7 separate regions of the Mus musculus genome follow, and all the other regions are linked to region 5. A link is a loop called in an ENCODE intact Hi-C map of the cell type or tissue named here. Cell type or tissue: gastrocnemius. All regions are shown on one strand. Region 1 overlaps Polr3b (polymerase (RNA) III (DNA directed) polypeptide B). Region 2 overlaps Rfx4 (regulatory factor X, 4 (influences HLA class II expression)). Region 3 overlaps Ric8b (RIC8 guanine nucleotide exchange factor B). Region 4 overlaps Gm34405 (a long non-coding RNA gene). Region 5 has its middle 42 kb from the start of Gm34633. Region 6 overlaps Polr3b (polymerase (RNA) III (DNA directed) polypeptide B). Region 7 overlaps Rfx4 (regulatory factor X, 4 (influences HLA class II expression)).

Region 1 (4,000 bases), 340 kb after region 5:
AGAGGGCCTTCCAGCTCAGCACTCCACCCGCATTCTCTTAGGGTAGCAGACCTGAGCAGGCCGGAACAGTGTTCTAAGCTTGCAGAGATTTTGCTGCTACACAGCTGTTAATTCTTCTGATTTGTTTTTCCTGGGAAGATGAGTGGGACAGAATTTGTTACAATGTATCTAAGAGCTGGAAGGCTTGCACAGGACTGCTCAGAGGAAAGAGACTGATGCTCTTTCACTGTAGTGTAACAGCAGAAACAGCAATAAAAGAAAACGCCTCTCCCCTGGGTGTGAACGAACCCATTTCAGGACCTACTAAAAAAAACCCAAGTTTTTCATTCCTGTTTGTCTTCTATATAACTAAAGCCACTTTAAAAAAAATACTAAGTTGTTACTATTGCCGTGTTGGAGTTAAAACTTAAGATATGATAAGCAAGCATCCCCAGGACCCCCAAACGTCTTAAAATGGAACCTTTTTGATGTGCATATCATGAAGAGCTAAACAGAGGAAACAAGCCTGCCTGCTTCTTTACACTGTGCTAACACTCTGCTTTCTAGTGGCTGCCAACAAGACTGCAGCTAGGGCGTGTAGAGCTGGATTCCAGAGCAGACGTACAGTTTCTTTGATATTTATTTTGGTTGAAAAGGTTTTTTTTTTTTTAATCATACCATGGGTATTCATGCTTTCCTGTATAAATAACAGAAACTCACTTGCTACGCTGTAGCTCAAATCTAGCTGTGTGCCATTGTCTTGTGTGACGTGTCCCTTCCCTCTAAAGCCACATCTTATCCATACTGAAAGGATCTGACAGAGGCCGGAAGTCACTGAAGCCTACTTTGAAAGAGAGCAAATCAGAAATCTAGGTACCCTGAGGCCACTACTGTACAGCAAAGAACAACATGTTGGACTCGGCATCTCCACAAGGACGGGGTAGAGCCTGGGAAGGCTGGTGAGAGTCAGGGTTCCGATAGCCCTTAAACACAAAACCAAAGAGAAAAGGCAGCGCCTCTCAGGCAGGACCCACAGGGATGCTGGTGTCAGCCTGGGAGAGGCTGCGGTCCACCCTCCACACCACCAGGAGAAGGTGGGAACTGGTTCAGGCAGGCTGGGACTTAGGGATGGCAGGAAGACGGAAGACTTGGTAGCCTGGTTTTAGTTGACGTGTTTAATTGAGCTGATTTAACCTCACCAGGCTATTAAGATGACATACATGCTCATTCCTACAGTCAGAATCTAGTCATTTTCCTCTGGGCCCGATTACTCTTCACAGCACAGCTTCCTTTTGGGAAGTTTTTTTTTTTTTTTTTTTTTTTTTTGTTTTGTTTTGTTTTCTCTTCTGCCTTTTTCTGACATTTGCTGACAAAAACATACACAAGGAGCTTTTTTTTTTCCATTCCGTCTTATAATAGAATTGCTTTGGTTATATTTGAACCAGGGGCACCTGTAAGCCAAAAATTAAATCTTCGCTAACTTAAAATTACTTGAGCCTCTGAAACCCCTTTTATATGCCAAGATGGTTCCCATAGCAGACAGCCCTGTGTTGTTTGTTTTGTGAGAAAGCGAGTGATAAAAGACCCATGAAATCGACACAGAAAGCCAGAGCAGCAGAGAGAGGCGAGGACTCTCCATCACCACGGCTTCTCCCCTCTGCTGACTTGCTGAACAATGGGAGCTACACATCCAACTGCAGATCCAACACAGCTGTGCATTTCATTAAATGAAGAGCACTAGTGACACAAGTAAATAATTAACTTATTCTGCCCCACTGACTGTGCTTATGAGACCAGTCATAGCTGACAGAGTTTAATACAAGTTAACACAAAGGGGCCATAATGAGCTTAGAAGTTAAAACAAAATATTTAGACAGAATTTGATGATCTTGAATCTCAAATTAGACAGATGATTTTTAAAGTCTGCATTTTATTGAATCCATCAGGGGTAAAGAACGTTCCTGACCTTTGAAACCCACTTTTCCCCCATATATATTTTTTTTTCTTTTACATTTCTCTGGTTTAGAAATATGTAATCTTCACAACATTGGGAAGGTTTCTTCTCTTTTCTTGCAATGAAAAATTAAAACTGTGTTTCATCAAAGAGCAGAGGCATAAGGTCCATTCTGGCACTAAGAACTTTAGAAAGTTGTGGTGCCCTCCCTTGAATGCTGGCTTAAATGCAAATGCCACGCAGTGTGCTCCAGAGAGTTAACTCCCACCCTGCATCCCAGGAAAGCGGATGGGCTGCAAAGAAAGCATGGCTAATGGGAGCTGTTGGGAAATGATTACCGATTCATACCTTAAATGCTTACACAGCACTTCAGATTGTAAAATAAAATTTCATCCCCTGGCCGGTGCTGATGTCTCAACTCCATTGTTTATAGCACAGCCTCCTGGTAGCAAAATGCAAATACATTTTGCTCAGGAACTTTGATGTACTCACTGGAGGCAACTGGGAATTAGGCCACAGACTGTATCACAGGACTCTTAGCAAACACAAATTCATGAAGAAAAATAGAAGCCGGGAAAGTTAGGAGCAGACGATGCCCTGCCAAGAGAGTGTCACTCCATCAGCACTGACACTAATTCCAAGGGCAGAGAAGGAGAACTTATGGAGTCCAGGGAAACTCTCAGAGGACCCAGGTACTGCAGGTTCCACTACCAAGCTGCTGTCTTTATTTCTACGGCTTCAGAGAGCAACCCAAAAATCATGTAGGTACAGGTTGTCCAGAGAAAATACAGCTGGAATTATGAATCACTTCATTTTCTTAGAATGCACTTCTAATAACTAATATTATGGTAACTGACCTATTAGTTTTAATGGGTTAGATCTGTGTGCTGGAACACTTTAAATAGACAAGTTAACATATCAGAAAAAAAAAAATCAATGTGTTGTAGCTCATGCCAGTAATGCAAGTATTGGAGCAGCAGGAGAATTCTGAATTCAAAGCCAGCCTGGGCTGCTCAGCAAGACCCTGTCTCAAAAACAAACAAACAAACAAACCACTCCAAAAGAGAAAAAAAATTTACCATGCTAAAGCCTTATCAAGACAACTGCAGCCAGTCGTGGTAGCGCACGCCTTTAACCCTAGTACTTAGGAGGCAGAGGCAGGTGGATTTCTGAGTTTGAGGCCAGCCTGGTCTACAGAGTGAGTTCCAGGACAGCCAGGGCTACACAGAGAAACCCTGTCTCGAAAAACCAAAACCAAACCAGACCAACCAAACAACAAAAAAAAACAACTGCAGTGATCTATTTAATGCAAGAGCTATTTCTGAGGAGACACCCCCAGAAAGGGCTGACTAGTATGCAGTTTTCTATTGGTTGTCACACAGCACTCAGATGCACTGTGTGACAAACACTCTAAGGAGGTGAGGACACAACTCTAGGCAGGAGATGCAGCTGACATAGATCAATCCGAGCAAATGCTGGAAGCATAACTGCACTCCCTGCAGCTGAATGCCATGTAGGACACATCACAGGGAGGCTGCTAGAGCCTAACACATCACACTGACTACAGCCTAACCAACTCACTGGGGTTCGCGTAGGGAGATACTTTACCATCAGGAGGCCATGTACTCACACTGCTTGGGAGGACAGAGAAAGTCATCCTTTTTCCCACAGTTACAGCAGGAAGGGAGCCTTTTCCCTACAGTTGCACTGTAGGAAGGGAGCCTTTTCCCTACAGTTGCATGGCACCAGGAGTCTGGAGTCTGTGGTCTGGACTGTGAAGGAACAAACACGACTTGTGCCATGTTCATGAGGCTTATGAACATGACGAGATGGTATCTGTAGAGTTCATCTCTCCTTGGATCACACTCCAGTGGAGGGAAGATAACAAAGAACCAGGTGACCTTAATTTAATCTGATGCTCTTCTGTTTAACAGATACTATTCAGGCCGTCAGTGTTTGACTAGAAAGGAAGAAAAGTGATAAAGCCTTAGGAGCTTAGTCTTTTTACCTCCATCAGGTGCTCCATCAGGCAATTAATTGTGTTAGAAGAACCAATGGGCTAATATC
Region 2 (4,000 bases), 210 kb after region 5:
GATGGGTGCGTGTAACCTTCCCTTTCACAGCCCCCTTCCTGCTGGTACCATTCTGTGAAATTTCTGCCCAGTGGGCAGCTTGCCTCCATCTTCATGCCTCCTGGGATGAAGAACTCAGGCCCTCCGAAGGCAGCCCAGTTCATTTTCAGCCGATGTAGTTACCAGAAAGTTCTTTGTGTTGAGCTAATATCTACCGTCTGGGCCTTCTACTTCTCAACTGTCACATAACTGCCTTTCCGTCTGTGGGCAATCTGTGGGGGAGGGGCTGGTTCCAGGGACTCCAGAGGTACCTTGTGGTGGAAAGACAGTTATATAGCATACCCCCTTAGCTTTAAAATGTTTCTTATAACTTAAGGTCAAGACAGCCATATCTTAATATGACATTATGAGATAGTTACATTATCATAAGATAGAACCATTTATTTCCTGGTTAATCTATGCATGTAGCATAGATCTTCAATTACAGGAAAGCTACACTATTCTGGTCTGGTCCCGTCTTGGTTTTGCTACTTAGGTTCTGAAGGGAGAGTCAGCACTCCTTGCTAGACATACCTATGTCTCATCTATAGGAGTGGACTTGCTGAGGGATGTTGACAGGCCACGCTGCAGCCTGGAGACTCAGTTTGCAGCTTGAAACATCCCATTGCCTTTAGATTGGCTGGGCATGGGGGGTCCTCGTGGAGACAGTAGAATATGGCTGTGTGTAGAACTTTAAAAATGGATGATGCCTAATTTGCCACCATGTAGGTGAAAGAAAAAGAGGAACAGAAACCAGGCTTTCCTCAGAGGGGACTGTTCTCCAAGTGCATGCTCCTTCTATTTCTACCCTTTCTGGTTCTCCACATTTACCAACTCTTTCTACCATTCCTATTCTCCTTAGAAATCAGAAACTGCATATTGGAGCCAGTGGTTTTCCAAAGACCACAGGCTAGACAAACATTTCCATACTTTCCTATTTATCCAGCATCTTTGTATTCATCTTCTTCCCCACCTTGACAAGGTCTTGCTATGTAACTCAGGTGGCTGGCTTTTAAACATGTGGCCTCACACTCCTGCCTCAGACTCCAAAATCCTGGGAAGACTGAAAGATGTCACCTGGAGTAGCTTAAATCTGGTTCGACCGAGATTTTGAATTATCCACTTTTGATCACCAGCAAACAATTAAAAAAAAAAAAGATTGAAAATGTAAACGAGGAAAATACCTAATAATAATAAAAAAAAAGAAAAAAAAAGATTTTTGCACTCTATTCTTACAACCTTGCTTTTAAACAAAACACCAGACTTTTTCTTTATAAATGAAGTAGTTTGTTCTTCAGTGTAGTCACCCTGGGAAAGAAATCACTGAGAAATTATCTCAAGATGTCCTTTGTTCAAAAATTTTCTGGACAGTCCTTTGGAATTTCTCTCAAGAGCTTCTGATAAACACACACACACACACACACAGAGAGAGAGAGAGAGAGAGAGAGAGAGAGAGAGAGAGAGATACACATATAGACACAGATAGACATATGCAGAGACATAGACACAAATAAAAATAGATACACACACACACATATGCATAGACACCTATACACAAATATATAGACACACAGGCACATATACACATAGACACAGACATACAAACACATAGACACACACACAGATATATACACATAGATTCAGACACACACACAGTCTTATTTTCAGAGTTTACCAATAACAGGGTTTTCCCAACTTTGATCATCTGTTTTCTTCCCTTCCCTTCCACAACAAAAACCCAAGTTCTACTGCTCAGTGGCTCTGTCTCTGGGGTAATAGTGTGTGGGTGTGCTTCCAACCCTCCCCCTCCACAACGCTGAACCCCTAACCCCCTCTGTCCAGACATGACTTCTGCAACCTATGTGGAGATGTGATGTTCCTTCCTTTTGAAGAGGTTTTCGGGTTTGCTGGCTCACTGTGCTGCCTTCTCACTTACAGTTGTCAAAGGTCTAGAATGCCGCATAAGAAGAAGGCACCCTCTAGTGGAGTCAAGGTGCACATTAGCATGATAAAGGTTCTTAGAAGTCTCCCAGGAAAGGGAGCTGTTGAACTGGGTTGGCCACACTTGTGTGGCCACCTCTCTTCCAAGTGACACTTCCTGACCCCTGAAAGTTTCTAAACTATCCTGAGAGGCAACTGCTGTGTATCTTTGATGGAGTAGGACGGGCTGAGCCCCCCTTTCTGATACACACCTGGGAGACAGGAATTCTCGGGGGGGGGGGGGGGGGGGGGACGACTTCACTTCCTCTGCTCTTTACCATCATCTCCTCCAAAAGATCTTCCCCGTGCCTCTCCCTCCCCTTTTCTTACTCTCTGCTATGATGTGAAACATTGAGTCTTCTTTTCATGTCTGTCTTACATATCAGAACGTCCCTGGCAAGCCAGGCGTGATGGTTCAGGACTATGATCTCATGCGAGAGGTCCAGACAAGAGGATTGTGGTGAGCTTGAGCTTGCAGAGCAGGACCTCTGTCTCCTCAAGTGTTGGCTGGCTGGAAGGAACCACAGAGCCAGAGGGGGAGGAAACACGTGCCCATCCCCCCACGTTGTTGGAGCTGGTCTGTGCCTGTGGCCCACTGTATGCTCTCAGAGCAGAGGTTACTTCAACACTCCAAGCAACCTGGAAATGGTCTGAGAGATCACAGGGCTCCTTGGAAATATGTAAAGATTGCTTTACAGAGGACAACCGAGGACAAGGAGGCACAGAGTCAGATGGCATCGAGCAGCTGGGCCAAAGGTTTTTGGATGGCCAGGCTCTCTCCCTCTCTCTCCTCTCCCTCTCAAGGGTGCTGAGAGAGAAGCTGGCTGTCATAGACCTCCTCCACAGTCCCCCACTCTAGGCACAGACCTCCCCACGGGCCTGCAGACCATGCTCCTGAGGAGCATCCTGGGGTCTGGCCTCGAGGTCCAGAGACAGATGCTGTGAATGAAGGCATTGTGGCTGTTCCGTGCTTACTTTGACTGTCCTCGGGTCCCGAGTCTTCTGGTGGTTAGCTGAGGAAACTGCTGCCTTATGATCTGTAAGGGCGACACAAGAACCCATCAGGAGCAGTGGTGTACCAGGACTGAAAGGGGAAGCAAGCCGGTGCCGGTGCAAAGACTGGCTAGGAGTCTTTGGGAACACAATGGCACAGACTCCTGGTGTTGGGGTGGGGGAGGGGGCAGGTGGACAGTACATTGGCAGTTGTGGGGCTCAGACCCTGAGGGGCTCAGTGGGAAATCTCACCGGGCTACCATGCTTTATCTCCTCTTATTCACAACACAGGAAATCCCAGGAAGCTCTAAAATAGACCATTCTCCCTTGAGACCGCCATCACACTTGGAGCCAAACCCACCTTCAGTCCTGTAACTAGGCCTTGTGTACCATCCCGATTTTGTCCCTATGAGTTGGCCTCTTTCCACCCCCACATCTCACTACAGGAAGTTCACCCACATCTCACAGACTTGCTTCCATCTCTGCAGATGACATTTGGGGCTTCTGAACAAGATGCCCCTGCTCAGAGACCTCCTGGGACCAACCAGTGTCCAGTAGCAACAGTTGTCTCTTGCGTCTCCAGGTTCTACTGGAAGGCTTCTGTCTGAGTGCAGCCAGAGCGCTTCCTCACTGAGTACCAATTGCCTCTCTTGCTACTTGAATATAGCGTGTGTGAGAGCAAAGACCCTGCTTGCTCAGAGTTGGGACTTGGGAAAGCTTGGTCTTGCTGTGGACTGAAAAGATAAGGTTCTGATCCCTGTCCAGAGGAGACTATCATAATTACTGTGGCTTGGACAACCATGCTCCTGAAAGAAGTCCAGAGAGGAGGCCGTCTGCCAAAGTAGGGATGCACCAGCAGGCCTCCTTCGTTGGTGTTTACTGAGATGGTGTTTTTGGTGAGGTGATATAATGAAACGTTTATGCGGTGGCACTGGGGAGACAAGGGGACCTGGATTACATCTTGGCTCTGCCACTTGTGAGGTGGATGCATTTGCATTCACAAGGCACA
Region 3 (4,000 bases), 120 kb after region 5:
CCCCAACTCCACAGTTCCACTATTCTTATCCCCCGAGGAAGGTACCCTAAAAAGTAACATAAAGATCACATAGGGTGACCCAGGAAGATGGCTCAGTAAATAAGTAAAAGCACAGGCTGGCCAGCCTGATGACCTGAGTTCTGACGTGCCAGACTGCATCAGTAAGCCAGTGTTGCTAAAGAGAAACAAGAGGTACAGACAGGAGGACCAGCAAACGCAGCCACTGCACAGCAGAAGCTCCTAACAACGTGGGAGTGAAGCCGCCATTCCAGGAACTGGACTAGAGAGAGTCCCCATCTCAGGTCTCACCACACATGTCATGTCCATTCCCACGTGCACCTGTGGGCATATGAGCATGCATGTGCACACACACAGTCATTGTTTTTAAAGATCACGCGAAAACCCTAAATTAGAAGAGCTTTTCTGTCCTTTTCCCCTATCTGGCAAAACATCTACAGTGAAAGGTACAGTCTGGAATAAAGCGCAAATGGCTTGATTTGCACTATGGCTAGGCATTCATTCTGCCTAACAGTTAAGATCTGTACTAGGGTCCTGCTAGACAGGAGCTTTAAAAATAAAAACCTGAGGTGTGTACCTGATATTGAGTGCTCATCTTTGAATGGAGTTAAAAGTATTTAAAGTCATCATCTGTAGGGTGAGGGGCACGCAAAACCTTGGATATGCTAAAAAGCAGTCTCAGCTGAGTTGGGGGAGAGCTGGGAGAGGGAAAGACGCAGGGAGTCAGGCGCTGAGAGCCTTGGCTAGACTAGAAAGCATTCTACAGCTGTACTCTTTCCCCACTAAAAGGCTGTCTTGGAAGAGACTGGTTTCAGACTGAGCACTTTATTTGTACTATGTACCTATGTGTTCCCTTAGGTAAAGGTATCCAACAAATTTTGATTCAAATTTAGACATAATATTAAGCTTTTGTTTAAAAAAATTTTTTTAATTACTTTGACATTTTCAGCTGACCAGAGTAAGAACAAAGGCTTTCAGAACAAGCATCCATGCCTCGAGCTATGTTACCTACAAGTGGATTCAAAGCCAAGGATTAACAATTCTGCCTTGGCACATTTCCCTTGGAGGAAGGAAATTCACACACTTGCCACTCGTTTTCCACAGTCCGCAGTGACAATCGCTAGCACCTATGTATCTGTAACTGAGTATGCATCAAACCAAGTACCACAGGCTAACAGCAAGCCAGGAATCTAAGCCTAGCATGGGTCCCAGTGCAAAGGACCACTGAGGAACCGTGTAAATGACACATGTTCTAATATGCAGATCCACGCCTAAAAGGGAAAGCTTAAAAACTGATGTATCTGAAATAACAAAATGGACTTTTGTATTCAGATACATTTATTTCACTATATAAACTGGCTTTGTAAGTAATACTACTCTAATTTAATAAAGAAATCAAGAAAGTTCAATTTTGGAAAAAAAAAATCCAGAAAGCACTGGTTTATGTTTATGCCCCCAATCACACTATTCTAAAATACAATTGTATTATACTGTGTTATTAAATAATTATGGTCTTAAATCAGTTCAATCTATTATGATTCAAAAGTTTACCAAAAAAGCCTACTCCACAGCAGTACAGTCAAGCAGCAGCATCTAGTGGACTTCCTTGCTGCACTTCTCTGTGTAGGATTTAGCAGAACTCCAAGCCGTGATCACTCCTGAAATATACTTTTGTATCTTGCTTCCTCAGTGAACAACACTGTGAGTTGTATTTTGCAATTCTGATGTGTAACTAGAAGAGCGTAAAACACAGAACCACACAATATGCTCTACTCACAGGAATTCTAGCCTCCACTCAACTTCCAAGTTCCTTCCCCTCATCTTAACTTGCATTAGTGTAGGTGCCTATCCAGGGCCTCATGCAGTGCTGGGAGCTAAGAATCCAGGGTAAATAATCCAGGCTTCTTGTCCCCATGAAGAGCTCACAATTTCAACTCAGCAACTGACCTACCACTTAAGAGAACTGAGTCTAAAGCTATGAAACATGCTTGTACTTTAGGTATGTTAGTGCTCATTCTTCTGAGGAAGATGATGTTAGTTATATACAGGAAGGTTTTCCACCGGTGATAATGCTATATTCTCAGGTACAGGTCAAAGAGGGTCAAACATTCTACTCCTCTCCACACCCCCGGACAGAGGATTGAACCCAGGGCCTCACACATGCTAGGCAAACTGTGTCCCTGAGCTGTAACCCAACCCAATTCATTTTATGACATATCTTTATCAACTTTTATTGCAATACTCTTTACTGCTTTCTGAGAAACATTTTGGGTTAAAAAGCAAAGTAAGAGCCCTCGCTGTCTCAAGATGCGGGTATGCAGGTTATTCACCATTTGCTTTCCCCCAGCCCACAGATCTGCACGATACATGTGTGTGTGCACTGACAGCTAATCGCAGCCCGCCACTGTAGGGGAGGATGTAAATAAGCAGGTGCTTCTATCCAAACTGCAATAATTCACATGCACCTGTCATGATTTGCATCAGATGCACAGACATTAGAATTGCAGCCAACTTTATTCCTTAAAGAAAATACATACATTCCCCTTTGCTAGCTCCTACCTTAAGCCTGACCTTTTTTCCCCAAAGATTTATTTATTTATTTTATGTATATGAGTATGCTGTAGCTGTCTTCAGACACACCAGAAGAGGGCGTCAGATCCCATTACAGATGGTTGTGAAAGCCACCATGTGGTTGCTGGGATTTGAACTCAGGGCCTCAGGAAGAGCAGTCAGTGCCCTTAACTGCTGAACCATCTCTCCAGCCTTAAGCGTGACTCTTAAATAGTGTCTCAACAGTGATGAAATAATAGGTAAAACAAGCCGGGCGTGGTGGCGCACACCTTTAATCCCAGCACTCAGGAGGCAGAGGCAGGCAGATTTCTGAGTTCAAAGCCAGCCTGGTCTACAAAGTGAGTTCCAGGACAGCCAGGGATACACAGAGAAACCCTGTCTCGAAAAAGAGAGAGAGAGAGAGAGAGAGAGAGAGAGAGATAAAACAAGGTATTGGATCATAATTTTAAGTATTCCAAACTATATTTCAAAAGGTAATGAGACAGCTACATAGGAGTAGACACAGAAGAACTATGCCTACTGAAGAATCCTTTCTGTATAAGGCTTCATTCACCACATTCCAGCAGTGTGAGCATTTGTCTCATTGTTAAATGCCCACCACACTGAATGGCACTAGAGGGAGAAGCAAACCTCTGTAAAACTGAAAATTACAGCAGAAGTGTCAGGGACCAGATCTAGAGAGCATCACTTGTCACCCTACGCAGAGAGGCGCCACTGCCTCTTATTCTAGGTTGTCACAAAGTTGTTGGTTTTTTTTTTTTTTAATATTAGAAAGATATTACTATGGGTGGATGTTTGGTTGATTTTTCTAGCACAGCACTGCCTTTATGAAAGCGAGCAAAGTCTTGATTTGTTGTTACCAATGTAATGACTTGACAGAAGGCTCTAGAACAATGGTTCTCAACCTTCCTACTGCTATATATGCCCATTTAATGCAGCTCCTCATATTGGGGTGACCCCAACCACAAAGTTACCTTCGATACTATTTCATAACTGTAATTTTGCTACTGTTATGAGTCATACTACAAATGTCTGTGTTTTTCTGAGGTTCTTAGGCGACCCCTGTGAGGAGGGTCATGTGATCCCCAAATGGGCCATGACCCACAGGCTGAGCACCGCTGCTCTGGAAGCACATTCAGGACAGTACAGGACAGCAAAGGATCTGTATGGTCATTTGATTTCTTACGTTTCCACACTGGGCTCAGTGCAGTGCCTACTGCTCTGTTTCCACAGAGAGCCTCTACAGCTGTGAGCATGGGGCTGTCCTGCAGTTTCCCTGTCAGTATCTGAAAGGCACTGGAGGCATCAAAGTGTCACTAGTGGTTTTAACCCTTGGAGACTGAAATGGGTTTGTTTGGTGATGTTTTGCATTAATGAAGATTACCTACGTAGGTCCCTAATGACTCTTGTT
Region 4 (4,000 bases), 530 kb after region 5:
ACTTGTCTTGGCCCCGTGCCAGCCTAAGTAACGATTGGAAGCGCCGGGCAGCAAGTGAAGGATCAGAGCTGCTGCAAAAGGTGTGGCACTTCCTCTAGGCTGTGCCAGGCGAGCGTGTTGGTTCCTGACACCCTGAGCAAGGCCGATTGGGCAATGGGCCTGTGGTGAGGGCAGAGCCACCTGTGCTGGGGTACTTGGTCATGTTCTGTGGAAAGTGATGGTTGCACACTGGGTGCAGCTTCCCCTGTCTTAGGCCATGTGCTCGCATGGAGTCAGTCTTAGAAACACCGATATTTAGAAAGTTCCAACCTCTCATTTTCTTAATTGGCTCTCATGGGGAGAGGAGTTCCGAGGTAGAATTATAAGGTCAGGATGGAGGACACTGGATGAGGGTGCTGGTCTGACAGGCTGTGCTGCTCTGGGTAACTTGCCCCTTTTCTGAGCTCCACAGTCTTTCTCACCTTCAACTCTCCTTGACTCTGTAGCCTGTCCTGATTCTTGGGGAACTTCCTGAGGGTAGGACTGGGGAGGAGGGCTGGAGGGCTGGGGAGAATGGAGGAGGGCTGGGGAGGATGGAGGAGGGCTGGAGGGCTGGGGAGAATGGAGGAGGGCTGGGGAGGATGGAGGAGGGCTGGAGGGCTGGGGAGAATGGAGGAGGGCTGGGGAGGATGGAGGAGGGCTGGGGAGGAGGGCTGGAGGGTTGGGGAGAATGGAGGAGGGCTGGGGAGGAGGGCTGGAGGGTTGGGGAGAATGGAGGAGGGCTGTATAGGTGAGGAGGAGGGGTAGAGATTGGCCGTATCCCTGGGGGTGGGGGGAGGTGAGTGGCTTTTGTCTGAACCAAGCCTCTGTTCCCACCAGAGACTGACACACAGCACCCCCTTACTTATTGATATGAAGTGGACGAAGTCTCTTCACCTTGAGATGGTACAGACCCATCAGGAAAAAAATCCAAGGCTGCTCAAGCTACTGAATTTTTTCTGTTAGGAGGTATGTGGTTCAGCATCAGGGGAGAATGTGGTGCCATCTAGTGTCTGATCCTGGGATCACAGGAATGGTATGATTTAAACTCTGGTGTGAGCTAGGGCATCATTACATACAGCCCCAAGGCTACTATTTGAAGAGACCTACACGTGCACTTTTCTGTGCTATAAACACCTTTACAGCACACACACACACACACACACACACACACACACACACACACACACACCCCTAATTAGTTCCCTTTGAGAACCTAATGATGAAGAGGTCTGTTCATATGAATCTTTGGAACATTGGCTCTAAGGAGCTTTCTTCTTCCCCAATCCATCTAGCCTGGAAGGTCAGGCAGAGAGACTTTTAGACCGGTAAGCCAAATTGGGATATTAGTATTCGGTGATAACCTCTCAAATTGTGCATGTGTTAAATGTCACACCCTGGGTGGGACACATGTTGTACAGCTCAGGGGATTGGCCAGGGGAATGGGTTGTCTCTGATAAAAAATTTGTTTCCTAAAATGCACCCGGGATCCGAGCCTTCAAGCTCATCCTGTGTACCCCATATTGGCAGTTAGGAAATTGGGTTCTGTGTTCAAACTCCAGCCACACCCCTACCAATCTGTCTGCCCGTGGAAACACTTCTTGTATTCTATGCCTGGGTCTCCCCACTTAACAAATGGATGTGAAGCCGGCGACACCTACTTACTTCATGGCGTTGGTGTAAGGTTTGAAGTACTTTCAAATCTTTCCACTTGGGACGTAACAATTGGCCACAGTGCTGGGAATGCTGGGAGCTGGGGAAACAAAGCTTGTAGCAAACTGTCGCCTCTAGAGTCCATGGCTCCCACCCACTCACTCTCACTGATCTCTTAACCCATTTAGGTCTCTGGCTCCTGAAGGCACTGGGAGGTTTTTTTGTTTTGTTTTGTTTTTTTTTGTTTTGTTTTGTTTTTTTTTTTGTTTTTTTTGTTTTTTGTTTTTGATCCTTGCAGTTTCTGAGATGAATACATGGAAATTGTTACCCTGAAGAATGGAAGCTTTGAGCTTTGCGGGACTCTTTTAAGGCCTGTGATGTCAGAGCTTCATACATCAAAGAGCTTTGGGTTTTCTTGTTGCACTGTTGTTGGTGGGGGGTGTGGAGGGGGCGTCTTCTAGCTAAGAGTTCAGGCACAGGCAGGTCCTCCCTCAGCCCAACCTGGCCTCTGTGTTCTTTCTTACCAGCTTCCGGCGTCGTTTATCTTCTTCTCATACTTCAGAGAGGGAAACTGGGGTTCCAGTAAGCAAGAAGGAGTACAGGAGGGAGGGAAGTCTGCAGAGAGACAGCTTGGAGACAACACTTATGACTAGTCCCCAAGGAAGCCTTCATTAGGCAAGACTCCCACAAATCAAATGCCTCCCAGTGGTTGTTTCCATATGTGTCCAGGAGAGGGCAGTGTGGTGCAGAGGACAGGTTGGGGCCAGGCAGCTGGCCTTGATGGTTCTCGATCATTTTGTTGGGAAATCTTTGTTTTTTGTTGGGAAATCTTTGTTACCTGTCAGATATGAAGCTTGGCCCCAATTTTCCTCATGATCTCTTCTAGTGGAGAATTCTGTAATCCCTACAGGAGAGAACAAAGCAGAGTCAGTCAAGGATTCCAAGGAAATAAGAAACAAGGCCAAGCAGTAGGTGTAGCTGGGAAATTTATTTGTGCGGGGCTCAACTTTCTTTAAGTGAGCCCAACAGGGGGGAAAACCCTTGAATGGCCTCCCCCAGAATCACATGTTTGAGTTAGGAGGGTTATCAAAGGCCCCCCCCCCAAGTTGTTGAGAGTTCGGAATGAGATTGTGACCTGGCCTTTCTTGGGGTGACCAATGCTTAATCCCAAAGACACCGTTAAAGATGCCAACACCACACGCTGGTGGTTCCCCATCTCTGCAGTTTGTAATAGTAGGGGTGGCTTTCTTTGGAGACGGGCATTCCTTCCAAAAGTGGATTGATGCTAAGCCTGTGGTGGCTTTGGGGTGTCCCTTGGCAGAGACGGAAAGTGAGGTCGGCAGTCTAGGCTTAGCCCCGACGGCCCCAGCATCTCTCATCTTTGCTTGGGAAACCCTCACTAAGCTTGTTCTTGAACAATTTCATACATGTATATAATCCGTTCTCGTTTCTGCTGCCCTTTCCTCTCTTCTCTTCCTAGTCTTTTTCCTCCCTTCTCATTCTTTTGCTTTATTTTGTGACTTTCTGAGCTTAACCAGGGTGATCCGTGGCTATATTGAACCCTACTGTGGGTATACAACTGAAGACAGTAACTACCTGTCTTAGGGTTTCTTTTGCTGTGCAGAGACACCATGTCAACCCTTATAAAGAAAAACATTTCACTTTGGGCTGGCTCACAGGTTCAGAGGTTTAGTCCATTATGGCCATGGCAGGAAGCAGGTGTGGGCAGATGTGCTGGAGAGGTAGCTGAGAGTTCTACATCTGGATTAGCAGGCAGCAGGGAGGGAAGGAGGGAGGGAGGGAGAGAAGAAGGGAGAAAGGGAGGGAGGGAAGAGAGAGAGTGAGACAGAGAAAGAGAGACAGAGAGAGGAGACTGGACTTGGCTTGAGCATTTGAAACCTCAAACCCTATCACCAGTGATAAACTCCCTCCACCAAGGCCACACCTACCCCACAAGGCATATTTACCCCAACAAAGCCACACCCACCTCAACAAAGTCACACCCACCCCACCAAGGTCACACCTACCCCACCAAAGTCACACCTACCCCAACAAGGTCACACCTACCCCCAAAAGGCCACACTTTCTAATAGTGCCATTCCCTGGTGACCAAGTCTTCCAATCTATGATCCTCTGAGGGCCATTATTATTCAAACCACCACACTACCCTTTCCCACAGAACCTTTCAGTAGTCAGTAGTCTACTAAGTAGAAAGGAGCAGAGGCCTAAGAGTCCCCCTCCTTACTCCATGACTGACTACGAGCAGGCTCAGTCTTCTGCAGACTATTGCCGGAAGCTAGCTGAAGCCAGGAAGAGATGATGATTGCTT
Region 5 (4,000 bases):
TACCTTCAGAATGCTGAGGTTAGGTGCCAATACAGCTGGTTTATGTGCACACACACACACACACACACACACAGCCATGCATGTATTTCAAAACAAAAACACAAAAGCTCCAACTGTGTGTTTCATGGAAGCATTACACTAAAGCTGCAAAATAGTCCAAGCTACTCACCACACTCATCACAGTTGTAAATACAAGAAAACAAAAGTTATACGTTGGGGAAGAAAAGGAGTATGACTCATACACTTGTAACTGCTAATAATTTTAACTCAGGAAACCAAAGAGAACCAACAGAAAAGTGGCTATAAACAAGAAGAGCTGTCTGTAAGGCTGCCAGTAGCATCAATGTTCACATACAAAGGCAACAAGTTCACCCAGCAAATGTAAATCCATTTAGGATAGTGTAAACAAAATGAGTAAACTGCAAATCCATGAGTCCATGGTAGTCTGGGTTTGTATTTCTGGGCCTGTGATGAAGTGGAACAGGGAAGCAGCCCATGTCACGTGTCATGTGTCACGTGACCGAGAAGCAGTGAATCCAACCCCCCCCCCCCCAACAAACACACACACACACACACACACACACACACACGGTGTTTTTCTTTTTTGAGGCAGGGTCTCATCTAGCCCGGGTTGACTCACTATGAGGCCAAGGATGTCCCTGGGTTATCTGGATCCTTCGGCCTCAACTGCTGGATTTCAGGGACTGCAGGTACACACACTGCACTTAGCTATGGTGAAGACTATCAGAAGATACAAAGCAGACAGAGAGACATAGGGGTTAAAATGGAGACACTCAACATCATGTAAGTTCATCAGGAGACCACAGCTGATTTTGAATTTGAACCTGGAAATTGTTTTGCCTAAAATGCAAATAATTCATGGCATCTCCAACAGGTGGCAGTGTCTCATGATTTCTTCACAACGGTTGAGCCAACCAAGCAGGCAAATCGCACTTTGGTGTTAGCGTTTACTTCAATACCTTTAATGTATGGAAACCTGCGGGTGACATAAAAACAAAGAGCACAACCTATCCCTTTGTCAGGACAGAGCTGGGGAAAGATGCAGGGAGAGAAGTCTGTGCACATAACATCACATTTAATTTGAATTCTGCTGCTCGAGCAGATGTAAAACACAGCTGAAGATACTTGCTACTTTGAATGGAGATTTCATTGGGGGAGGGGAGGGCTCACCTCATAGACTTATACAGTAAACATTGATGGCCCTCAGTGTGCAGATCTCCTTTCCTGCCCCACTTTTAAAACATTCTCTATTTGACAAAAGCAGCAACATAGCCTCACTATCTTATTATGATCTCAAATCCAAACCATTTATTCATTCGTTCATGATAGAAATAGTTCCAAGTCCTGAGGTCGGGGACCCCTAAGAAAGAGTTAGGGGAAGGACTGAAGGAGCTGAAGGGGAGGGCAACCCCATAGGAAGACCAACAGTGCCAACTAACCCAGACACCTGGGAGCTCCCAGAGACTAAACCACCAACCAAAGAGCATACACGGGCTGGTCCAAGCCCCCTGCACATATGTAGCAGAGGACTGCCTTGTCTGGCCTCAGTGGGAGAGGATGTGCCTAATCCTGTAGAGACTTGATGCCCTAAGGAAGGGGGATCATGGGGGAAGGGGAGGTGTGGGTGAGGGAGGGTGTGGGTGGGTGGAAGAGTACTCTCTCAGAGGCAAAGAGGAGGGTGAAGAACTCGGGAGGGGAGACCAGGAAGCGGGGGCAACATTTGGAATGTAAATAAATAAAATAGTTTAATTTTAAAAAAAGAAATAGTTCCAGGTCAAATTGCATATGATTATTTAACTATTCTTCTTAATGTTCCCTAGCATTCTTTTTTAACGTGTTTCTTATTCGTTCTACCCAATACTGATTTTATTAAGGTATAGGTGCATGTATCCTGTGCTTTGACCATGGTCGTTCCCTCTCTTTCCTCCCTAGGGTTCCCATTCGCTCCTCAACTATCATGCCCTGTATATTATCTTCGTGACTACTTTTTTTCAGCGCATAAGTGTTTGTTTGTATATTTATTCCCGTTGCTCGGAATGTATTTAAGAGCTTAGAAGATGTGCACATATCCAGTGAAGTTAGTGTTCCTGCTGTCACCCCTCCACCGAGACCCGCTTGGAGTGCCTCAGAAAGATCTAGATGCTAATAAACCCAGGCAGACTGCTAGAGGGCAGTAGAAGCGCGTGCTGCTTTTAGTCCCCGACCAGCTCCGGATCAAGGCAGGCTCTTCCCTCCCATTTCAAAAGGGAAGGCCGAGACCCCTCCAGAAGGAAAGGCAGCAGCCATCAAGTTTACCTGACCAGTTACTCAAACAATCTAAAAGCAGAATTGCATGCAGATCACCTGCTTTTTAATGATTTAATATTTACGGCATTTTTTTTTTTACATATAGGTACATTGGAAATTTTTTTAATGTTTTGTGTAAAAGCTTTTTGTTTTGTTTTGTTTTTGTTTGTTTGTTTGTTTGGAAAATGACAATTCAAAAGAAGGAGGATGCAAATAAGTGTCTTTCTGTTTCCCACTCAGTTCTGCTGCTGGAGAGAAACTGCTCACCAAGTCCCAAGACCCAGAGATAGTTGAACTAAATGCAGGCTGACTTCTGGTGCCCTGTCTGCGGTGCAAGCGGGGGTGGGGAGCAGGCGGGCAGAATTCACGCACAGAATCTAGAGTAATGTGAACAAAAGCGTGAACGCTGTTGACCCCAGGCAAACGTCTCCATCACCCACCCACCCAGCCGTGCTCCCCAAAAGGAAATCTACAAAGGTTTCTACGCTCTGAAGTGCCCCCCCCTTCTTCTTCCTGTTGATTTAACAGATCCGAAACCCTACCAGCGGCACCCACAGTATCGATCTTGGTAAATCCTGCCTTCTGAAGCTGTCCCTGGTGTAATTAAATTACTGTAAATACAATTAGAAAGTCCCTCTAGGTGGTCTGTGTGACACTAGCCCCAAAGGAATTGTCTTGAAATATCTGAATCCAAAGTAAAGAGGAAAGTGGCGGAATCCCCTTAATCTTTGGGGCCAGTCCTTTGAGGATTTGTGGCTGTGAAATAACCGGAGGCTGGGGGGAGAGGGGGTTAGGCATAGCCAGCGGCACTTTCAGGAGACATTTTTTTCTGTACCCGGGCCTTCAGGGTCAGTGTGGGGGCTCCGGTCTCCACTGCCAGCTTCCTGCCCCCTCCCCTTGTCTTCTTTCCGAGGCCTGACCAGTGATTTGCAATTCGCTTTCATTCTGGCTGAGCAGGGTCCTGGCCAACTTCGCATCCAGCACTTGTGCACAGGGTTGGGAGCTGTTGCTATGTGGTCCACGTGTGTTGCTCAACAAGCTTAAACTTTGCCTAGCCCGTGCTAAACTAATTTGCGTCAATTTGTCTACATCATGCCAACAATCGTTCTGAATAGGGCATACAAGGCTGTTGAGAAAGGGCCTGGGACCAGATGCCGCCGGCCATTCTGCCGAGCCTCGAGATCTCTAGTTCTTCTCCATGGTTTCGTCATATCCTAGTGACAATGTTAGTTTTTCCACTGTGGAGTTAAAACTTTTTTTTTTTTTTAAACAAAAGACACTGCCTATACAACAGGCAATCCAACCGATTTTTTTTTTTTTGTAAGAAAGAAACTGTTGACACACTGTTTCCTAACAACCCCCTACCCTCAGTTTTAAAGAAGCAAAGAGTGTGAAGTTTTAAAGAAAACGTTTATGCAGCTGTGACCAGGTACTATACAAACTGTCCTTCTTTTAGACTAAAACTGTAAGCCTAAAAGCCGATTGCTTTTTACAGAAAGATAATTTTAAAATAAGAAAATAATTAGCACTTATGCCTACAGACAGTCAGACAATACAGGATAGCCAAAGCCGTTTGTAGTAAAAAGAGTTCTCGTGAAAGATTTGTTTTATTGTTTGAGGCAGGGTCTCACCCATAGCTCAGGCTGATCTGGAACTCACTGTATGTAGCCCATTTTGGCCTTGAAATCACTTT
Region 6 (4,000 bases), 400 kb after region 5:
CCTTCAGCAGCCATGGCTACAAACAGATGATCGCGTCGCCATGGAAACAAACAAAATGCCCACCCATTTTGCTTTACAGACATAATTTAGGCACCTGAAAAGTAGCATTCCGTGGAACTCTTTGTACTCCTGAAACCTCATCATTCCCACTAATAAATAAGTCAGGAGAAAATGCTGTACAATAATAACCTTAGGGAAAAATGGCCGAGATAATGTTTGTCTGAAAGTCACCAATGGTCACATGGTCAGTTAGAAAGTGGCATGATGGGCTGGTGAGATGGCTCAACAGGTAAGAGCACCAGACTGCTCTTCCAAAGGTCCTGAGTTCAAATCCCAGCAACCACATGGTGGCTCACAACCTTCCGTAATGAGATCTGACTCCCTCTTCTGGTGTGTCTGAAGACAGCTATAGTGTACTTACATATAATAAATAAATAAATCTTAAAAAAAAAAGTAGCATGAAACTGTTCTCAAACATAGACAAAGTATAACTTTTAAAGGTAGGAAAAAGAAAACACTAGTGAGCATGGGAGAATGACTTGAACCTATGGAGAGACACTGATATACACTGTGTAAGGATTCTGATGAAGGCGACTAAGAAATACAGCCAAGCTCTGGTTTTCTGTAAAGTAGCTGAAATTATTTATTGCTAGCAGCAGTCCTGGTAGATAAGGGAACATCGATGACTCCTTTAAATCTGCAGTTGTTTCTCTTTAAAGACAAAAAGCACCCATAGAAGTTGGTATCCTAGAAACAAAGCCTCGCTCCCAAGATCCTTTGGGGCTACAGATGCCACTGCAGTGCCAGTGCTGAAAGCTTGTGACATAAAATGGGAAAGGGGAAGATTCACGGGCAGGAGAACCTAGGCGGTGATTCAGACCCATAAATACGGCTGCTCCAGGCCTCACAAGCCCAAATGGTCAGACTCAGACTCACCAGGGCATCGGGAAACCCTGCCACTTTTGCTGCTTTTAGCCAATTGTTGGTTACAATCGTGTCCTAATGACTGTCAACGGCTGGGTTAGGGCCACACCACACACAAGGGGAAACGACGTGCTTCTCCTAGAGCCCCAGTTTATTTTCCTCAGCTCTGACAAAAGTGGGTAAGGAAGGCTGAGCAAAGAGAAAAGCCTTCTATCCTGGGAACACGTGATTTCATTTGGGCTTCAGAGGTGAGTTTTCTCTTGAAAGATGAGTTACTCAGGACTCAGAGAGGTAGAGAATTCTGCCCAAGATCACATAGCTACTAAGTGGAGAAGCAGAGATTTAGGCTACTCTGTGTGTCTGTAAACTCTCCAGGACCCTGCGCTGCCACCCAGGGAGAGATGTGAGAGGTGATAAAAACACAAGTTTTCAGCAGTGGACTGAACACTCCTGAAGGGGAGACCCAGAGTGACAACTGTATGCGATCAAAAGAAAAGGGGGTTAAATGCTTATCTTAAACGTTAGACACTGCTTGTCCTATCAATTAATAAACACATTTTTGGAAAGTACATTAATAATGACCACATTTCAAAGTCTCAGCATGTGTCTAAGACTGAAAACACCTGAGTTGAAAAAAAAAAAAGAAAAATATACCTAAAATCCTACTTTAGGAAACTGAAAAATAAATTACACACATAAAAATCCCTAACGATGAAGGTGCAGACAGAAGCCATCGTCTACTGTAAGTAAAATACAAATAAGTTGTTACGTTCATTACAAGTCACAAGAAAAAGAGCTGTATAACAGAAACAAGCTTCACCCTTTAGAGCGTCTCTTCATTTTTCAACTGGCTACATCATAAAAACGACAAACTGTTAACTCATAGCCTTTCTTTTTTTTTTAGATAGAATTTAAGTCAGCTATATCTGTTTATATTTTCAACATAAATATTAAACAAATCTGTAACAGGAGAAATTGTTTTATTAAACTTTGGTCATGTAGATAAAAAAAGGAATGTTAAAAGCTTTCCAGATTTTTAATCCATGTATGCATCTCATTACACATGGTAAAAAGATCATATACTTTCTGTGTAATTAACACTCTTAGTCTAAAAACAGAAATGCTATTCACATTCAAAAACTTTGGGGGAAAAAAAAAGTCCCATGGATACATGGAGACATACTGCCCTCTGCTGAAGATATAATTCGAAGCTGGCAAATAACATTTCTCCATCATTGTGTATGTACATGAGACACTTTGGGAGCTGTAGGATTCCTCTAAGAAAAGCCATCACACAGACTTGTTATATTATAATACACACACACACACACACACACACACACACACACACACAAACACACACACAATTCCTTCTGTGCGTGAACATCCAAACTTCAAAGAAAGGAAGACAGCAGACATGTGTGAGACTCTCTGGACTACTGATGAAATGGTCCTCTGACTATCACTGTCACCTGGTAAAGAAAATTAATGACTCAATCCTTTCTAAAACTCAGAAGCATATTAAGCTAAACATAAAAAATATCCCACAGAATCACTTTCATATGACTGCATCTCAAATACAGTTATTTCTCAAGTTAAAGAACCTGTCTAGTCAGCATCCAGTCCATACCTGAGAATGACCAAGGGCAGAGCCCATCGGAAACTACAAACCAGACTTGAAGTCGGATTCCCTGACTCTCATGCTCTCTGGGAACATCTTTCTTTAGTAGAGGCTCAGTCTCTTGTTACCCCAAATGATTTTCCGTTTTAACCAGCTTACTGCCACTGCTGGAGATTTCTGCCTGCTGATAGAAGGGATTTCTACTATAAAGCAACTATGGCTCAGGAATGCTAAGTCCTAAAGTGAACCGGAAGGGCGGCCACCGAGCAGTGCTAGTGTCTAGGATCATTTGGCATGCTGTGCTGAGCCTCCTGAGACCATCTGGGCTCTTGATCAGCCAAGCTAGTCATCAAGCTCCACGCTATACACATGTACACCTCACACATGGTAAGTGGCCACAGGAGCTCTCCGAGAACAGCATCAATTCAGCATTTCTACAGGAAACTGCTTTTCAGGTTCTAAGCCAACACTTCGAACAAACTTTTAAGCATCTAGTTGTATAGTAAAGATACCAGTTTATTTAGAGACAAGAGAATCTAGAAGTCTATAAGAATGAACAGATCTAGAATGTCCTGGATAGAGCCTACAGATGTCCCTGTGACATGTCAGGGCACGTTTGTAACATCAAGGGCTCTCATGGCCATGCACAGTCTGTCCCGACACACAACTTGATGGGACTTAGAAGCTACCCGGAGACAGGCTTCTGGACATGCTGGGGGACCGTCTTGATTAGACTACTGAGGTGGCAAGACACAGCCACTCTAGGTGATGTCATTCCCTGGGCTGTGATCTCAGACTTCATGAAAAGGAGGAAGTGAACTGAGCAAACACATCTATCCTTCTGTTCCCTGACCATGGATGCAATGTGACCAGCTGCTTCAGGCTTCTGCCATTTTAATTTTCCTGCCATGATTAACTGTGAACCAAAATAAACCCTTTCTTCCTTCTTTTACTTTTGTCAGAGTCACGTTTGCATGTACAACGATCAGGCACATCCAAGATGTGAGTTACAAAGCCAAAAAAGAGCTAAGTGTAAAATAATGTGCACTGCATGCATCAACAAAACAGATCTATTTCTATTCATGAATATGCAAACTAGCTCCTGAAAGACTCATGGGAGACAGTAATAGGGTGGTGTTTGGTAGCACTGTCTGGTTAGGGAGAGGGTAGAGAAAGGCTTACTCATCACTACCTACCAAAATGCTAATTATGTATGAAAGAACACTAGGTCTGGTGAGATAGCTGGGCGGGTAAAGGTGCTACTGTCAGGCCTGATGAGTTCATCTGGAATCCACATGGTGGAAGAACTGACTTCTACAGATTGCCCTGTGGCCTCCACACATACACTGTGCACATTCACACATACATACATGTCAACACTTACATGAAGGCACAAAAAATAGATAAAATGTGATAAACATTTTGATTAATATAGAAACCAAACCAGAGGAATTC
Region 7 (4,000 bases), 200 kb after region 5:
AGCAATCATGAGAATGGAGGTGGATATAAAAGACTGGCTACGATATTCCATCAGTCTAAAAGAAAATTGTCTAAGGAAAAGGATTGTGTGTGTGTGTGTTTGTGTGTGTGTGTGTGTGTGTGTGTGTGTGTGTGTGTGTGTGTCCATCCTTTTGAGACAGGATCTCTCTATTATGCATCCCTGGCTATCCTGGCACTCACTATGTAGACCATAGTAAACTCAAACTCACAGATATCCACCTGCCTCTGCCTCTGGAGTGCTAGGATTGAAGGCATATGCTACCACATCCAACTAGAATTCTTACACTAATGTAAAACAGGTATATACCAAGGCAACTATTGCTTTTTTTTTTTAAAGGAAAACAGATTAATAACAAACTAGTGGGGATAAATAGAATGATAAAACATAGCCCCAAACCAGACACATGAAGACATTTTAAACAGAACCGGGGAGGCTAAGACAACTAGCAAGAAGGACGGCTTGAACAACCATGTGTACACATTAAATGTGAAGGCTTCGGGGCAGGGGAGCAGCAACTTAGATATGCAAACACTTCAGATCCCACTCTGTGCTAGACGGAAGGCCAGTGTCTGAGCAGACTGACTGGGGGGTGAGCTGGAAAAGGCAGCGTTCCTTAAGATGCTCTAGTACCCATGTTACAGCCAAAGCAAACTCTGACTAAGAACTGTTACCAGGGACAACATCTACTGTGAATAACACAAATGCAACAATTTACATGTGTGTGATAAAAAGGAATCAATTCCCCAGGCAGACAGAACACTCCAATTTAAATGTACTTAATTACAAATCTTCACAAATGAGTTTCAAAATGAAGCAAGAATGGACAGAAACTGACAAATTTATAATTCAAGTTGGAGATAGGAGTTAGTAAAACAAAGGAGAGAAAGTCATTAAGGGCAACGAGAACATGAACACTGCTGTCAATCAATTTGGCCTAACAGATGTATGTTTACTGGACACATCACCGAGCGACACCTGAGCGTTTTTAGTACACGCAGAACACTCACCAACATGCTCCATGTTACAGGCTACTAAACAGGCTTAAATAAACATAAAAGATGTGTTATCATGCAGTGTATCCAATCTGACTACAGGGAAATTAAACACAAGTTAATAACAGAATAGTATCTTCATAACTCCTAATACTCAAAAGTTAAATATTTCATTCCTAAAATAATCTATTGATTAAAGAGAAAGTCATAAGGACTAAAAGTAGGAATATTTATAAATTGAAATGTGAAATCCATAACAAAACATTAGCAATTCAGATCTAGCAATACATTTTAAAACTGCAATGAAGTATATTTACCCTGAAGATGAAAGTCTGCTACAATATTTAAAAATAAAGCAATATGAAATCTACCTCCTTTGAAGACTAAGGAGGAAAAAACATAGTATATGATCTTGAAACAATCTAAAAAATCTAACAAAATTCAAAACACTTTCTTGATAAAAACTCTCAGCAAACCAGGAATGGAAAGGAACTTTGCTGACCCCTCGAGACCTTCCACATCTTACTGTGAATGCTACATACGTTCCCTCTGAGACCTGGGAAAATGTGAAGGCATCCACTGTCACCTAGAGGTCCTAGCCAGTGTAATAGCATTGTGGATGAAAGGAGTATAGAGATTGGACATCACGAAACAAAATGCTCCCAAACCCTAGATTATACATTAATACCCTCGGGAAGCCCCCAAAGAAGCTACCATAAAAACTATTAGAATAATTGACTTTAATAACATCTCATGACAAAAGAGTCACACACAAACTACATAAAGTAGTAATGAATGGTTGGAAACTGAAGAAGTACTGAAGAGAATCCACGTAAAATAAGAAATATAAACCATGTTAATGGATTAGAATCAATACTAGTAAGAAGCTGATTATTTCTGGCTTTATTTATAAACTCATGACAATCTTAATCAAAATCCTACAGGACTTTTAGGAGATTCTGCAAGTGTTATCTGCCACAGCAAAGGAACGATGTTGAAAAAGAATAACAAGTCAGGCGTCCTATCACTTGTTTTGAGACTACTATAAAACCAATTATAGCCAAGGCAGTGTGGTATTGGTGGAGGCTGGCCGTAGAGGACTGGGATATCACTGAGAGTCTGGGAGTGTGTCTACACATGTAAGGCCAACTTTCTACAAAGCGACAGGGAAACAGAAAATGTTCAGCCTTATAAACAGCTTAATTAATCCTGAGAGACACTCAGGAAAATGTGGCCAGGAAAAGAAGAACCCAAAGGGTAGAGTAAGCCTTCAAAGGCTTACTCTAAGCTACCTATTTTGTGATAGTTTATAACAGCAGCCACAGGAAGCTAATACACGTTACTATGCCACCCTCCCCCCCCCCCCCCCCCGCACCCCTTGTAGTCAGTTAGACAGAAAATCCCAAGAGAATCACTAAAATTCATTATGGCAGAAGCCCCCGCTGTTACAAAAAATTATGAGTGTGTAGGGAATGTCCCCAGAAACAAATGCTCCTGGAAGTGGGAGATCTTATTTACAGGAGACAGTTGAGAAAGGGTGGACACACAGAAAAAAACCCGTAGGGAGACCATCGCACACTGGGGTGAGCCAGAAGGGCAAGGGAGCAGAGTCCTGAGAAGACACAGCTGTCCAGAGAGACCGCCCTGCCGTTACTGTCCTTCGGGCAGCGTGGAGCGTGGTGGAGACCCCAGAGGACCTGCTCGGCGGAAGCACGAGGTGCAGTGGGTTTGTGTGAGGAAAGGAAGGCACAGAATAGTCCTCACAGCGGCAGCACTTCAGTAAGAAAAGCCATGTTCTGTGTCCTAGTGACACATGAACAGCACGAGATGCCCGCCAAGGAAGTGGTTGTACCATTTCGCTGTATACCATTCCCTACCTTGGGAAGTTGGAATCATTTTCAGAGTAGAAGCATTTTATTTGCATTCACAGCTTACAGTCTTTAGTTTTGAAAAGCCTACTGTTGATCTTTACAAAGGCCCTGTTACAGTAACAGGTAAGACAAAACAAAACAAAATCAAGTACTAGCCGATGCCTGGGCTCCAGGCAGACACCCAGCTGACTCACCTGTCCGGCAACGCCTGCAGCACCGTGGGCATCAACACACCGGAGATGGCTTTGTAGAGGATGGAGTCACACACACCCACGATGTTCACCACCGTGGAGGAGCCTAGCACGGGCAGCATGTGGGGCGGCATCCCTTGCCAAAAGTGCAGAAGGAAACTTTGAACCTGCATTGACCCACAGAGAGAAGAGGGTTCAGACAAAGCCGCCCCTGCGGAGCCTTGCGTCTCCACCCTCCCCAGCACAGGCAGCTCAGCAGCATCTTCCATCTTCCTCTACTCACCCCCCCCCGCCCCCTCCCGCACCGGGGCAGTGGGAGCTGCCCAGGCTTGGGATGCTGTGGGACTTGTGCCCACTGCTGGCCTGCCTGCCCCTGCAGCCTGGTGTTAGGCCTGCTCGCTGTGAGCTGAGTTAAGTAGGGAGGACTGGACAGGTTTTGCTGTTATTGTTTTGTTTTGTTTTTTTTTAAAAGATCAGAGCACTAACACCCATTGTTCTTTCACCCCCACGTACCTCCCCCCCCCCCCCCCGTCCACCCCCCCCCCCCCCCCCGTGGCTCCTGGGTATTCTGGGAAGGAAGGGGAAGGATGTAGCAGTTACAGGTGGAGAGGCAAGAAGTGTTTGCTACCTGCAAAATTCCCCAAATTCAAATATGTCTGCCCCAAACCCGGGCAAAGTGCAAGGAACTTCTCATATCCCAAACTCCCATTTTCCCAAAGTGCACCTGGTGCCATTATGGAGTTAAAGGTGGTGACAGCATCGCAGTAAGCCAGAGGGACACGTGGAACACCTGCCACATGTCACCAAGACACAGAGCAGTGCTCTGCTGGGCACTCAAAATAATGGAGTCGCCCTTAGCATGATGTTCTGAGCAGGGACTTGGAGAAGCAAGTGGCTGAGTGGATGTTCCAAGAAGAGCATGCCT

The links. Hi-C counts contacts between places; a loop is a spot of excess contacts. Peaks named below come from ENCODE experiments on the same cell type or tissue, not always from the same donor. Only the 100,000 strongest peaks of a DNase experiment are listed, where the experiment ranks them.
Region 1: a loop joins it to region 5, with 2.1 times the contacts of the local background. A loop is called at or near these places in 8 of 42 quality-filtered maps.
Region 2: it touches region 5 in a loop (12-fold over the local background); 15 of 42 quality-filtered maps call a loop at or near these places.
Region 3: a loop joins it to region 5, with 2.6 times the contacts of the local background. A loop is called at or near these places in 4 of 42 quality-filtered maps.
Region 4: it touches region 5 in a loop (2.6-fold over the local background); 12 of 42 quality-filtered maps call a loop at or near these places.
Region 6: it touches region 5 in a loop (8-fold over the local background); 19 of 42 quality-filtered maps call a loop at or near these places.
Region 7: a loop joins it to region 5, with 2.5 times the contacts of the local background. A loop is called at or near these places in 16 of 42 quality-filtered maps.

Annotation. Positions count from the first base shown.
Region 1 is chr10:84,708,682-84,712,681 of GRCm38, reverse strand. All of the region lies in intron 23 of Polr3b (polymerase (RNA) III (DNA directed) polypeptide B), which reads right to left. Among named protein-coding and RNA genes, the nearest start is that of Rfx4, 45 kb to the left of the region's middle. In gastrocnemius, a CTCF peak has its summit at 2,405; no DNase peak of the experiment used is centred here.
Region 2 is chr10:84,834,328-84,838,327 of GRCm38, reverse strand. It overlaps Rfx4 (regulatory factor X, 4 (influences HLA class II expression)), which reads right to left. Exons shown (of 18, transcript NM_001024918.1): 5 at 2,974-3,035. All of the region lies in intron 2 of Gm40728 (a long non-coding RNA gene), which reads left to right. Among named protein-coding and RNA genes, the nearest start is that of Gm40728, 27 kb to the left of the region's middle. In gastrocnemius, a CTCF peak has its summit at 1,995 (motif pointing left); a DNase peak (open chromatin) is centred at 1,963; H3K27ac peaks cover 183 bases.
Region 3 is chr10:84,928,322-84,932,321 of GRCm38, reverse strand. All of the region lies in intron 2 of Ric8b (RIC8 guanine nucleotide exchange factor B), which reads right to left. Among named protein-coding and RNA genes, the nearest start is that of Ric8b, 13 kb to the right of the region's middle. In gastrocnemius, a CTCF peak has its summit at 1,624; no DNase peak of the experiment used is centred here; H3K27ac peaks cover 1,328 bases.
Region 4 is chr10:84,512,669-84,516,668 of GRCm38, reverse strand. Gm34405 (a long non-coding RNA gene) reads left to right here. Exons shown (of 4, transcript XR_380642.4): 1 at 1-353; 2 at 859-987. Among named protein-coding and RNA genes, the nearest start is that of Gm34405, 3.0 kb to the left of the region's middle. In gastrocnemius, CTCF peaks have their summits at 1,024 (motif pointing left) and 2,400 (motif pointing right); DNase peaks (open chromatin) are centred at 55, 1,023 and 2,396.
Region 5 is chr10:85,043,710-85,047,709 of GRCm38, reverse strand. No RefSeq gene overlaps it. Among named protein-coding and RNA genes, the nearest start is that of Gm34633, 42 kb to the right of the region's middle. In gastrocnemius, CTCF peaks have their summits at 901 (motif pointing right) and 2,188; DNase peaks (open chromatin) are centred at 940 and 2,203; H3K4me3 peaks cover 1,301 bases; H3K27ac peaks cover 343 bases.
Region 6 is chr10:84,639,885-84,643,884 of GRCm38, reverse strand. All of the region lies in intron 9 of Polr3b (polymerase (RNA) III (DNA directed) polypeptide B), which reads right to left. Among named protein-coding and RNA genes, the nearest start is that of Gm17249, 19 kb to the right of the region's middle. In gastrocnemius, a CTCF peak has its summit at 2,110 (motif pointing left); no DNase peak of the experiment used is centred here.
Region 7 is chr10:84,843,443-84,847,442 of GRCm38, reverse strand. Rfx4 (regulatory factor X, 4 (influences HLA class II expression)) reads right to left here. Exons shown (of 18, transcript NM_001024918.1): 8 at 3,079-3,242. All of the region lies in intron 2 of Gm40728 (a long non-coding RNA gene), which reads left to right. Among named protein-coding and RNA genes, the nearest start is that of Gm40728, 18 kb to the left of the region's middle. In gastrocnemius, no CTCF peak of the experiment used is centred here; no DNase peak of the experiment used is centred here.